Regions from separate parts of the Homo sapiens genome. Here region 2 is linked to region 1. A link is an interaction called in ENCODE POLR2A ChIA-PET data of the cell type or tissue named here. Cell type or tissue: GM12878. All regions are shown on one strand. Each heading gives the region's core, and the rest is flanking DNA. Links, peaks and the distances in the headings are about the cores only.

Evidence for each region. ChIA-PET counts read pairs that join two places held together with the same protein. Peaks named below come from ENCODE experiments on the same cell type or tissue, not always from the same donor. Only the 100,000 strongest peaks of a DNase experiment are listed, where the experiment ranks them.
Region 2: POLR2A ChIA-PET joins it to region 1 with 5 read pairs; 3 of 35 experiments call an interaction of 5 or more read pairs at or near these places.

What each region holds. Positions count from the first base shown.
Region 1 is chr19:48,877,845-48,883,209 of GRCh38, reverse strand. TULP2 (TUB like protein 2) reads left to right here. Exons shown (of 13, transcript NM_003323.3): 12 at 1,007-1,178; 13 at 2,084-2,243. The coding sequence ends at 2,199. Among named protein-coding and RNA genes, the nearest start is that of PPP1R15A, 8.1 kb to the right of the region's middle. RefSeq lists an enhancer at 2,960-3,672 and cis regulatory regions at 4,113-4,725, 4,282-5,242. In GM12878, for the core only: no CTCF peak of the experiment used is centred there; no DNase peak of the experiment used is centred there; H3K27ac peaks cover 628 bases.
Region 2 is chr19:49,018,308-49,023,672 of GRCh38, reverse strand. It overlaps SAXO3 (stabilizer of axonemal microtubules 3), which reads left to right and starts at 3,124. Exons shown (of 5, transcript NM_001396011.1): 1 at 3,124-3,298; 2 at 3,564-3,764; 3 at 3,865-4,026; 4 at 4,673-4,800; 5 at 5,333-5,365. The coding sequence starts at 3,158. CGB3 (chorionic gonadotropin subunit beta 3) reads left to right here. Exons shown (of 3, transcript NM_000737.5): 2 at 70-237; 3 at 473-804. The coding sequence ends at 787. LOC124904738 (a long non-coding RNA gene) reads right to left here and starts at 3,580. Exons shown (of 2, transcript XR_007067288.1): 1 at 2,999-3,580; 2 at 858-2,776. It also overlaps a transcript of LHB not described here. RefSeq lists enhancers at 2,398-2,547, 4,834-5,365. In GM12878, for the core only: no CTCF peak of the experiment used is centred there; no DNase peak of the experiment used is centred there; H3K4me3 peaks cover 703 bases.

The sequences.
Region 1 (5,365 bases), core at 63-5,062:
TCTTGCTCTGTCGCCCAGGCTGGAGTGCAGTGGCGCGATCTCGGCTCACTGCAAGCTCGACCTCCCCGGCTCACGCCATTCTCCTGCCTCAGCCTCCTGAGTAGCTGGGACTACAGGCGCCCGCTACCATGCCCGTCTAATTTTTTATATTTTTAGTAGAGCCGGGGTTTCACTGTGTTAGTCAGGATGGTCTCGATCTCCTGACCTCGTGATTCACCCGCCTCGGCCTCCCAAAGTGCTGGGATTACAGGCGTGAGCCACCGTGCCCGGCAGTAACCTCTCTTACAAGCAAAATTTATTCAAAGACCTGTGCTAACATTCTTAAATATCTGTTAGCCATAATAAAGAAATCAGTGTACTTTACGTTTTTAGCTCCCACAATTTACCCTAAATATTTGCCCTGGCATGCTTGTACCGGTCCAAGCAAGCATTAGGTCATAGCCTGTTCCTCTTCCTTATTTGAAGGTGTTTTTACCTTTCTCAACATTCCACAAGTTACTTCCTCCTTACTTTGTATTCTTCTGCTTTTCCCTCTTTTAAAAAGTTCTAAGTTGCTAGCCAATTGGGACAAATACAGAACGTGAGGTCCCGTTCCAGCCAATGGAAACCCTACACGGCAGTAGGGTGGATGCGCCAGGTTATAAATGACCCTGTCTCCTTTGTTCAGTGTACTCTCATGGCAAAACTCCTGGTGAGTGTACCCTTTCTGCAGAAAGTTAAAAAATGGCCTTGCTGAGGAAATTAAATTTATGCTCAAGTGCTATTTCTTTACTGCACCGGGGAACAAGCATTTCTAACATTGTGATACCAGTCCTGTCAAACTCCTGTCTCATCCTGTGACTAAGAATGCCTAACCTCCTGGGAACGCAGCCCAGCAGGTCTCATCCTCATTTTACCCAGCCCCTGTTCAAGATGGAGTCGCCCCTGTTCAAGATGGAGTCGCCCCTGTTCAAGATGGAGTTTCGAAAGCCTCTGAGAAAACCACAGCCCCTTCTTTACCTTCTAGGAACAGGAGTCGCTACTGAGTCGTTACCAACGTGGGGACAAACAAGGGTTGCTTTTGTTGCACAACAAAACCCCGTCGTGGGACAAGGAGAACGGTGTCTACACGCTCAATTTCCATGGTCGAGTCACTCGGGCTTCGGTGAAGAACTTCCAAATCGTGGATCCCAAACACCGTGAGCTCCTGGAAACCAGTTTAGCCGGGCCAGGTGGGGTGGGGGTTAGGGTGTGAACGGAAGGGAACTACATCTCCCATCATCACTTGAGCGTTTTTCTAGGCAGGGCAGATGCCACCCTATTGCAAAGCCTATTGGGAATTGTAGTTTACACACCCTCAGGGTTTCTGGCTTAGTAAGGGCACCGCTCAGCCTCTTAAAAGTCTCCATTCTCGGCCTGGCGCGGTAGCTCCCGCTTATAATCCTAGCACTTTGGGAGACCGAGGTGGGTGGATCATCTGAGGTCAGGAGTTCAAGAACAGCCTGGCCAACATGGTGAAACCCTGTCTCTACTAAAAATACAAAAATTAGGCCGGGCACTGTGGCTCACACCTGTAATCCCAGCACTTTGGGAGGCCGAGGCGGGCGGATACGAGGTCAGGAGATTGAGACCATCCTGACTAACACGGTGAAACCCCGTCTCTACTAAAAACACAGAAAAAATTAGCTGGGTGTAGTGGTGGTCACCTGTAGTCCCAGCTAATCAGGAGGCTGAGGCAGGAGAATGGTGTGAACCCGGGAGGCGGAGCTTGCAGTGAGCCGAGATCGCGCCACTGCTCTCCAGCCTGGGCAACAGAGCGAGACTCCATCTCAAAAAAAAAAAAAAAAAAAAAAATTAGCCGGACGTGGTGGCACATGCCTGTAATCCTAGCTACTTGGGAGGCTGAGGCAGAAGAACTGCTTGAACCTGGGAGGTGGAGGTTGCAGTGAGCCAAGATCAGGTCACTGCACTCCAGCCTGGGCGACAGAGCAAGACTCTGTCTCAAAAAAAAAAAAAAAAGAAAAAAAAAAAAAAAAAGTCTCAGTTCTCGAAGCTGGGAGATGAGAGAGTCAGGCTAAGGCTTTGTTCCTGATTCACTTCTCAGAAGAACATCTGGTGCTCCAGTTCGGCCGAGTGGGCCCAGACACATTCACCATGGACTTCTGCTTTCCATTTAGCCCGCTCCAGGCCTTCAGCATCTGCTTGTCCAGTTTCAATTAGAAGCTGGCTGTTGAATAACTCAATAAAATACCATACCCTTGCCAGCTTCTGTGCCTCCTCATTTGGAGGAAGGGCCCCGACATGCCTTCTTTTGCACCACCTTAATAACCAACACTGACCGGGCAAGGTGGCTCACGCCTGTAATCCCAACACTTTGGCAGGCTGAAGCTGGTGCATCACCTGAAGTCAGGAGATCGAGACCAGCCTGGCCAACATGTGAAACCCCGTCTCTACTAAAAGTACAAAAATTAGCTGGGCGTGGTGGCAGGCACCTGTAATCCCAGCTATTCAGGAGACTGAGGCAGAAGAAACACTTGAATCTGGGAGGCGGAGGCTGCAGTGAGCTGAGATAGCTCCACTTCACTCCAGCTAGACTCTGTCTCAAAAAAAAAAAAAAAAAAAAAATGCCGGGCGCGGTGGCTCACACCTGGAATCCCAACACTTTAGGAGGTCGAGGCGGAAGGATCACTTGAGGTCAGGAGTTCGAGACCAGCCTCGCCGATATGGCAAACCCCGTCTCTACTAAAAATACAAAAATTAGCTGGGCATGGTGGCGCATGCCTGTAATCCCAGCTACTCCGGTGGCCGAGGCACGAGAATTGCTTGAATCTGGGAAGCGGAGGTTGCAGTGACCCGATCGTGCCACTGCACTCCAGCCTGGGCAACAGAATGCGACTCTATCCCCCCACCAAAAAAAGGAATTTTCACACTACATCTGAAGAATCAGGAGCAACTAGCTGAGCAAGAGGCCTCAGGGTTGGGATCCTCAGGCAGCAGGTAGCACTCATACAAAGGTTTTTAATTAGGTGGAATTAGGCTTGGTTGCCTTGGGGAAATGAAAGGATTATATGGCAGGAGTGGGGGTCTCAAACTCCTGACCTCGAGTTAGAGATCAGCCTGACCAACAAGGTGAAACCCCGTCTCTACTAAAAATACAAAAATTAGCCCTGTGTGGTGGCGGGCCCCTATAATCCCAACTATTCAGGAGACTGAGGCAGGAGAATCACTTGAACTCGGGAGGCGGAGGTTGCAGGGAGCCAAGATCCTGCCATTGCACTCCAGCCTGGGCGACAGAGCAAGACTCTGCCTCAAAATAAACAAACAAAACAAACAAACAAACAAAAACCTGACCTCAAGTGATCCATCTACCTCGGCCACCCAAAGTGCTAGGATTTCTAGTTTAACTAAGCTGCTTTTGTAAAGCTAATGAAAGGCCATTAGGTTAGGAGGATGAGAGGAGCCTGCATTCTGTGAAGGTCTAGAGGTAGATTAATACAAAAATTAGCCCTGCGTGGTAGCGCACGCATATAATCCCAGGTACTAGGGAGGCCGAGGCAGGAGAATTGCTTGAACCCAGGGGGTTGTAGTGAGCCGAGATCACGCCACTGCACTCCAGCCTGGGTGACACAGAGAGACTCGGTCTCAAAAAAAAAAAAAAAAATTAAAAATTAGAGGTAGAGGTGGGCATAGTGGCTCATGCCCATAATCCCAGCATTTTGGGAGACTGAGGTGGGCGGATCATGAGGTCAGGAGTCTCAAACTCCTGACCACCAACATGGTGAAACTCCTTCTCTACTAAAAATACAAAACTTAGCTGGGCGTGATGGCTCACGCCTGTAATCCCAACTGCTCAGGAGGCTGAGGCAGGAGAATCGCTTGAACCCAGGAGGCGGAGGTTGCTGGTGTGCTGAGATCGTGCCATTGCACTCCAGCCTGTGTAACAAGAGTGAAACTCCATAAAAAAAAAAAAAATTAGCTGGAAGTGGTGGCGCACACCTGTAGTCCCAGCTTCTTGGGAGGCTGATCCAGGAGAATTGTTTTAACCTGGGAAGTGGAGGTTGCAGTGAGCCGAGAGCCCACCACTGCACCCCAGCCTGGGCAGCAGAGTGAGACTCCGTATCAGGAAAAAAAAAAAAAAAAAAAAAAGAATAACGGTATATAGAATAATTACCGTATTATAGCATTTATTTCATGAGCATTGTTTTAACTCCTTTGGGGCCTTACAATCCCATAAGATATGTACAATTGTTAGTCAGCTTACAGATAAGGAAACTAGGCCTATGGACACAGGGCTTATAAATGTAAAATCAGGCTGCAACAGCAATCATACAGGGTGGTTGCAGGAGATTAGAAAATTCCAGGCAGCAGTTTCACAAGACCAGACCAGCAACAGGAAACTTGAAATAGCTACAGAAGCTATGGGCTGATAAGATCCTGAAAAACCAGGGCGTGGGCCAAGTAGGCTAAGTCCGACTAGACCCAATATGGCACTGGGTCTGACCTCGGTTTCACGTAGGACCTCATTATATGTTCATCAACACAGTCACACACCCACCAGCATCATGACGGTCCCAGGAACACCCATATTTGGTGTAAAGATGGGTGGCACCACAGTTCTGAGAAATCTCCATCTTTTTCCAGGAATGCTCATGAGTATTTTACCCCTTGGTTAAAAAAATCCAAAAAGGGCCAGCGTGGTGGCTCACGTCTGTAATCCCAGCACTTTGAGAGGCTGAGGCAGGTGGATCACTTGAGGTCAGGACTTTGAGACCAGCCTGGCCAACATGGAGAAACCCTGTCTCTACTAAAAATACAAAAAATTAGCCAGGTGTGGTGGCGCCTGCAGTCCCAGCTGCTTGGGAAGCTAAGGTAGGAGAATTGTTTGAACCCAGGAGGTGGAGGTTGCAGTGAGCTGAGATCGTGTCACTACACTCCAGCCTGGGCTGGACAGAACAAGACTCCATCTTTAAAAAACAAACAAACAAACAAAAAACCCATAACGGTAGCAGCCTCAACCCCCCTTGCACGTGATTCTCTCGAGTCCCCTTTCATGAGTGTGGACTTTCCCCTTTGCAATAAATCCTGTATTTTCACTCTTTTCCAACTCGTCCTTGAATTCATTTTCATGACTGTGTCAAGAGCCTGAACACTGGCTGAGGGGGAGGTCCCACCCGGGCTTGGGGACCTCGATACCCACTGGTATCAAAGCAACGGAGGAGAATGTAAAGGCCTGTAGAGATTGAGCCTTAATGGTCCAGCAAGGCACAGACAATTCTGCCTCCTTTTAGGGATCCGTGACTCAATTCTCCAGCTCCCTTGGGGGGGTGGTGATAATTGTCCCAAGTTTAATACAATTTAGGCAGATGTCAAAGAAAAACTACAGGCC
Region 2 (5,365 bases), core at 263-5,262, 140 kb before region 1:
CGCGGGATGGGAAGGCCAGGACTCGGGGCTGCGGTCTCAGACCCGGGTGAAGCAGTGTCCTTGTCCCAGGGGCTGCTGCTGTTGCTGCTGCTGAGCATGGGCGGGACATGGGCATCCAAGGAGCCGCTTCGGCCACGGTGCCGCCCCATCAATGCCACCCTGGCTGTGGAGAAGGAGGGCTGCCCCGTGTGCATCACCGTCAACACCACCATCTGTGCCGGCTACTGCCCCACCATGGTGAGCTGCCCGGGGCCGGGGCAGGTGCTGCCACCTCAGGGCCAGACCCACAGAGGCAGCGGGGGAGGAAGGGTGGTCTGCCTCTCTGGTCAGGGGCTGCGGAATGGGGTGTGGGAGGGCAGGAACAGAGGGCTTCCTGGACCCCTGAGTCTGAGACCTGTGGGGGCAGCTGGGGAGCTCAGCTGAGGCGCTGGCCCCAGGCACATGCTCATTCCCCCACTCACACGGCTTCCAGACCCGCGTGCTGCAGGGGGTCCTGCCGGCCCTGCCTCAGGTGGTGTGCAACTACCGCGATGTGCGCTTCGAGTCCATCCGGCTCCCTGGCTGCCCGCGCGGCGTGAACCCCGTGGTCTCCTACGCCGTGGCTCTCAGCTGTCAATGTGCACTCTGCCGCCGCAGCACCACTGACTGCGGGGGTCCCAAGGACCACCCCTTGACCTGTGATGACCCCCGCTTCCAGGACTCCTCTTCCTCAAAGGCCCCTCCCCCCAGCCTTCCAAGCCCATCCCGACTCCCGGGGCCCTCGGACACCCCGATCCTCCCACAATAAAGGCTTCTCAATCCGCACTCTGGAGGTGTCTTTCTGTGGGCTCAGGGCAACCACACACACACAGGATGGGTCCAGCTTCCAAACCATTTTATACAGAGTCACAGTATGAGAACTCTGGTAGAAAACAGTGTGGGGTCGGGGGATGACATCGCAACTTTACTCTACATTGGGAAAGAAACAGACCTTAAAATTTTCCAGCTTGATGGCCAGGTGCGATGGCTGATGCCTGTAATCCCAGCACTTTGAGAGGCCAAGACAGGCGAATCACCTGAGGTTAGGAGTTCAAGACCAGCCTGGTTAACATGGTGAAACCCCGTCTCTACTAAAATTACATAAAGAAATTAGCTGGGCGTGTAGGCGGGTGCCTGTAATCCCAGCTACTCTGGAGGGTGAGGCAGGAGAATCGCTTGAACCCGGGAGGCGGAGGTTGCAGTGAGCGGAGACTGTGCCATTGCACTCCAGCCTGGGCAAAAAGAGGGAAAGTCCGTCTCAAAAAAAAAAAAAAATTGTCCAGTTTGAGTGGGACATGAGGTTCTGACTAACTCGCCGTCCCCCTGGCTAGGATCAGGGGGTTATTCGTCATTGAGAGCCCTTGAGTAGGGTCAGCAAAATCCAACAGAAGGGCCCCAGAAGCATGATTCAGGGAGGAACAGTAAGTGGGATTGTGGGCCTGGCTGCAGAAGGCAGCCTCAGGTTTCCTTGTCTGAAGAATGGGCTCGTGGGATGAGATAATGAGGGTTGAGGAGGCAGAGGCCTAGACCAAAAGCTATTTTTTTTTTTTTTTTTGAGATGGAGTCTTGCTCTGTCCCCTAGGCTGGAGTGCAGTGGCATGATCTCAGCTCACTGCCACCTTCACCTCCTGAGTTCAAGTGATTCTCCTGCCTTAGTTGGGATTACAGGTGTGCGCCACCATGCCTGGCTACTTTTTATATTTTTCGATAGAGACAGGGTTTTGCCATGTTGGCCAGGCTGGTTTCAAACTCCTAACCTCAAGTTATCTGCCCGCCTCTGCCTCTCAAAGTGCTGGGATTACAGGAGTGAGTCATCGTGCCCGGTGACCAAAAGCTCTATATGGTGAAGAAATGACAAGGGAAGCCAGGGACAGACCACAGGAGTTCACAGTAGCCCTTCACCTATGACCCCTATTACCCATCTCCCTACATGTGTTGCCAACACACAGACATACAGACACACACACACTCACTCTCTCTCTCTCTCTCTGGTCCACAGGACTTCACAATAGCCCTTCACCTATTACCCATCTCCCCACATGTGTTGCCAACACACAGACAGACACACACACACACACACACTCTGTCTCTCTCTCTCTCTCTCTCTTTCTCTCTGTCTGGGACAGACCACAGGACTTCACAATAGCCCTTTACCTATTACCCATCTCCCCACATGTGTTGCCAACACACAGACACAGACACACACACACACTCTCTCTCTCTCACTTTCTCTCCCCCTCTCTCTCTCTCAGGTCCAGCTTTGAGCAAAGGACATAGGCACCCCCTCCACCAATCTGTACAGACCAGGCCCCTCGGCAGGGAGGGGTGTGGCTGCCTCCGTTTCTACATCTCCTTGTTACCATCTCTGATTTTGCTCTTTTTTGCCGCCTTTCTCTCTGTCTCTAACTTCCGGTGGCTCTAGCCTCTGGGTGAGTACTAATAGCTCCGTTTCCAGCGTGGTCTGTGTCTTCCTCCCTGTCTCTCTCCTCTCTTGTATTTCTTTCTCACTCATCAAAGCCCATGTTTTTCGCTATGGTCCGGTGCACTTCTCTGTGGGTGCCTCCCTGTTTCCACACCCCGCCTACCCAGGTGGAACTTTTCAAGCCAATCAAAGGCAGGCAGGACAGCCAATGCTAGTGCTGATTACTTCAGCACGTGCATGCAGGGAGGGTCGGGGAGCCCCGGGGATGTCTGGAAATCGTTACCCTGAGGTGGGCAGGCCTGGTAGAGGGAGGAAGCAGCCAGGAGCATCTGGGCCCTGGAAGAAAGGGGGGTGTTTCTCATGGATGTCCTGAGTTGCTAGGTGCAGCGCAGGGGTCTCTGTCTCTCTGTCTGGATCTCTGACACCTCCAGGTCCCTGTCCCTCTTTTTGGGTTTCTCTCTCCCCCACCCCCTGGGTCTCTGAAATACTGAACTTCTCCTTCCCTTTCCACCCTCCTATCTTTGAGTCTCCATTCCCCCTCCTTGTGTTTCTTTGTACCCCTCTTGGGGTCCCTGTCTCTGGGTCTCTTTCTCATTCCATCCATCCAGGTGCCTGCAGGCCCTTGATTGACTAGGTTCTGGGTGGGCGGGTTCTGTCACCTGGGGCAACAACCACAATAAGCCAGCTCCTGCTTGGCTACGGAGTGGGGGTGGAACCATGGCCAGTGGCACCCTGGCTCCGGGCTGTCGTATCTCTGCAACCGAGGTACCTGGATCCAGGCCCAACTGCCATCTCACCAGCAGCTACTTTTCCCACCGCATTATCCCACCCATACCCTTCACCCCGCCCACGGTGCAGGTGAGCGGACCCTACGCTGCAGCCCTGCCGGGCCTGGAGACCCAGAAAGATAGGGGCTAAATAAAGCGGATTGGGAGCTTGGACTCCTCTCTGAAGGAGGAGGGTCCTGGAGTTCTGGGTCTGAGAGAGGAGGCACCAGGGAAGCTGAATGCCAGGGACTGCAGAGGAAAGGGCTGGGGGCCGACTGGAAGAGGTCAGAGTTTGGGGTGGGGGGTGATAGGGACTCCTGAGTCTTTCTAGCTGATGTGCGGCGCCTTCTCTCCAGTCCACGGTCGCGGACCCTCTACCCCAAGTTGCAAAGCAGGATTCTCACAACTGGGCTTTCGACGAGGTCCTCAGCAGATGGGAGACAACCTCTGGCTCGGCCTACGTGCCCAAGACCCATGGCGGGCCCTGCGCCCAGCCCAGAGCCCCAGAGCCTGCAGACCCCACGCGGACTGTGGGGATCAAGGATTTAGGAGAAAAGGTAAAGTTTGGGGAGTGCCGGAGTCCGCAGGGGACAGGGCGGGGGACTGCATTTGAGTCCCCTGCTCCTTCACGTGAGTCTCTGGGTCGCCTTTCCGCAGCTCAGACACCGCGGCTGGCGCCTCCCACTGACCACAAAGTACCAGAGCAGCGAGACGAGGGCGCAGTACACTGGCTCTCCCAGCGGGGACCCGCGCGCCCCGGAATACTTCGGGCCCCAGCCCCCACAACTCGCAGACCACCACCGCGGGGGTCCTTCCCAGGTGTCTGGGTGGAAGCCGGCGCCGGCGAGACGGGGCGGAGCTCCGGGAGCCTGGGGCGGGGCCAGAAGGAATCACGGCTTTGGGGCGTGGCTAAAGGGTCTGGGGCGGGATCGCGAGGTTAGAGGAGCCGGGGGAGGGGCTGGGCATTAGGCCAGGCCAGAAGGACCAGGGACTACAAACTCACCTTCAGGGCTCCTAAGCTGCTGCGGAGCTAGACGGCGGGCTGTGGGTGGGGAGGAGACTAGAATATTCTGAGACGGGGTCAGGTGGGAGTTGGGAGAGGTAACTTGGAGTTGCTGCCCAAGATGCAGCTCAGCTCCAGTGGCCACACCAAGACGGTTTAAGACAGAGCGGAACCAGGGAGGTTGTTTTTGGTGGCTGGGGGCTTGGGTTTGAGTTCCTTGAACAGCAGAAGGTGCTTGGATTTAGGGAGGTGAGGCTGGGAAGGGTTCGGGTATGAGAAAGGAAGCTGAAGTTCCCTGGCGTGGGTGGCAGGAAGGGCTCTAACCCTGGGGCGGGGTGTGAGGGCCGTGGCCGTCATGGCTGTCGAGGCCGAAGGAGAGGGATTCTGAACTCGGGACCCAGGGCTTGGGATGGGGTATGAAATCTATGTCTTGGGTATGCCTCCTCCCCCAATCTTGCTCAGGCTCTAATTGCCTGGACGAAGAACCCCGAGCTGTCTGGCCGGCCTTTCACAGTATCCGACCGGGGCGTCCTGGACCGCCGCCAGCTCTATCTGACCACCTCGGCGCGGGACTTTCGGTTCTATCCCAAGTAAGCCGGGCTCTCGCTCGGCACCGCCTCCTGCACAGCCCCCGCCGTGGCCGGTGCACGCCGAGCCCCTGGGCTGGCTCCCATTCCCTGAGCCGGTGGTCTCAGCCTCGACTTCTGTAGCAGCAAGAACCAAAGTTCAGGCCTCAGCCCCTCCCTTTTTTTTTTAAGCACCCAGGAGTCCTTAGTGTCACCTCTCAGGAACCGCGGTAGGGACAGGAAGCCTGCACAGCGGCTCGAGGGGATTCCGGATCTGAGGGCAGGGCCTCCTTCGGTACTTGAGCCCCCAGATACTCCTTCCCAAGGAAGCGAAAGTCCCCTTTTACTTCCCTAGGATGCGAAAGCTCAGTTTCCAGGACGTTAAGTACCTCGAGGACCCAGGAACGCAGGCAACGCGTGCCGGGTCGCGTCCTTCCTAAGGGGTGCTCGCCTGGAAATGCAGGAGTTTGAATGTGCAGACTCCTTAGATCCCGAGGTCTGAAACTCGTCCCCAAGGATCCAGCTGTATCCTCACCATCCCGCCCTGCTCCCACAGGACGGAGCTGTCCGGATACCCCCGCAAGGACTC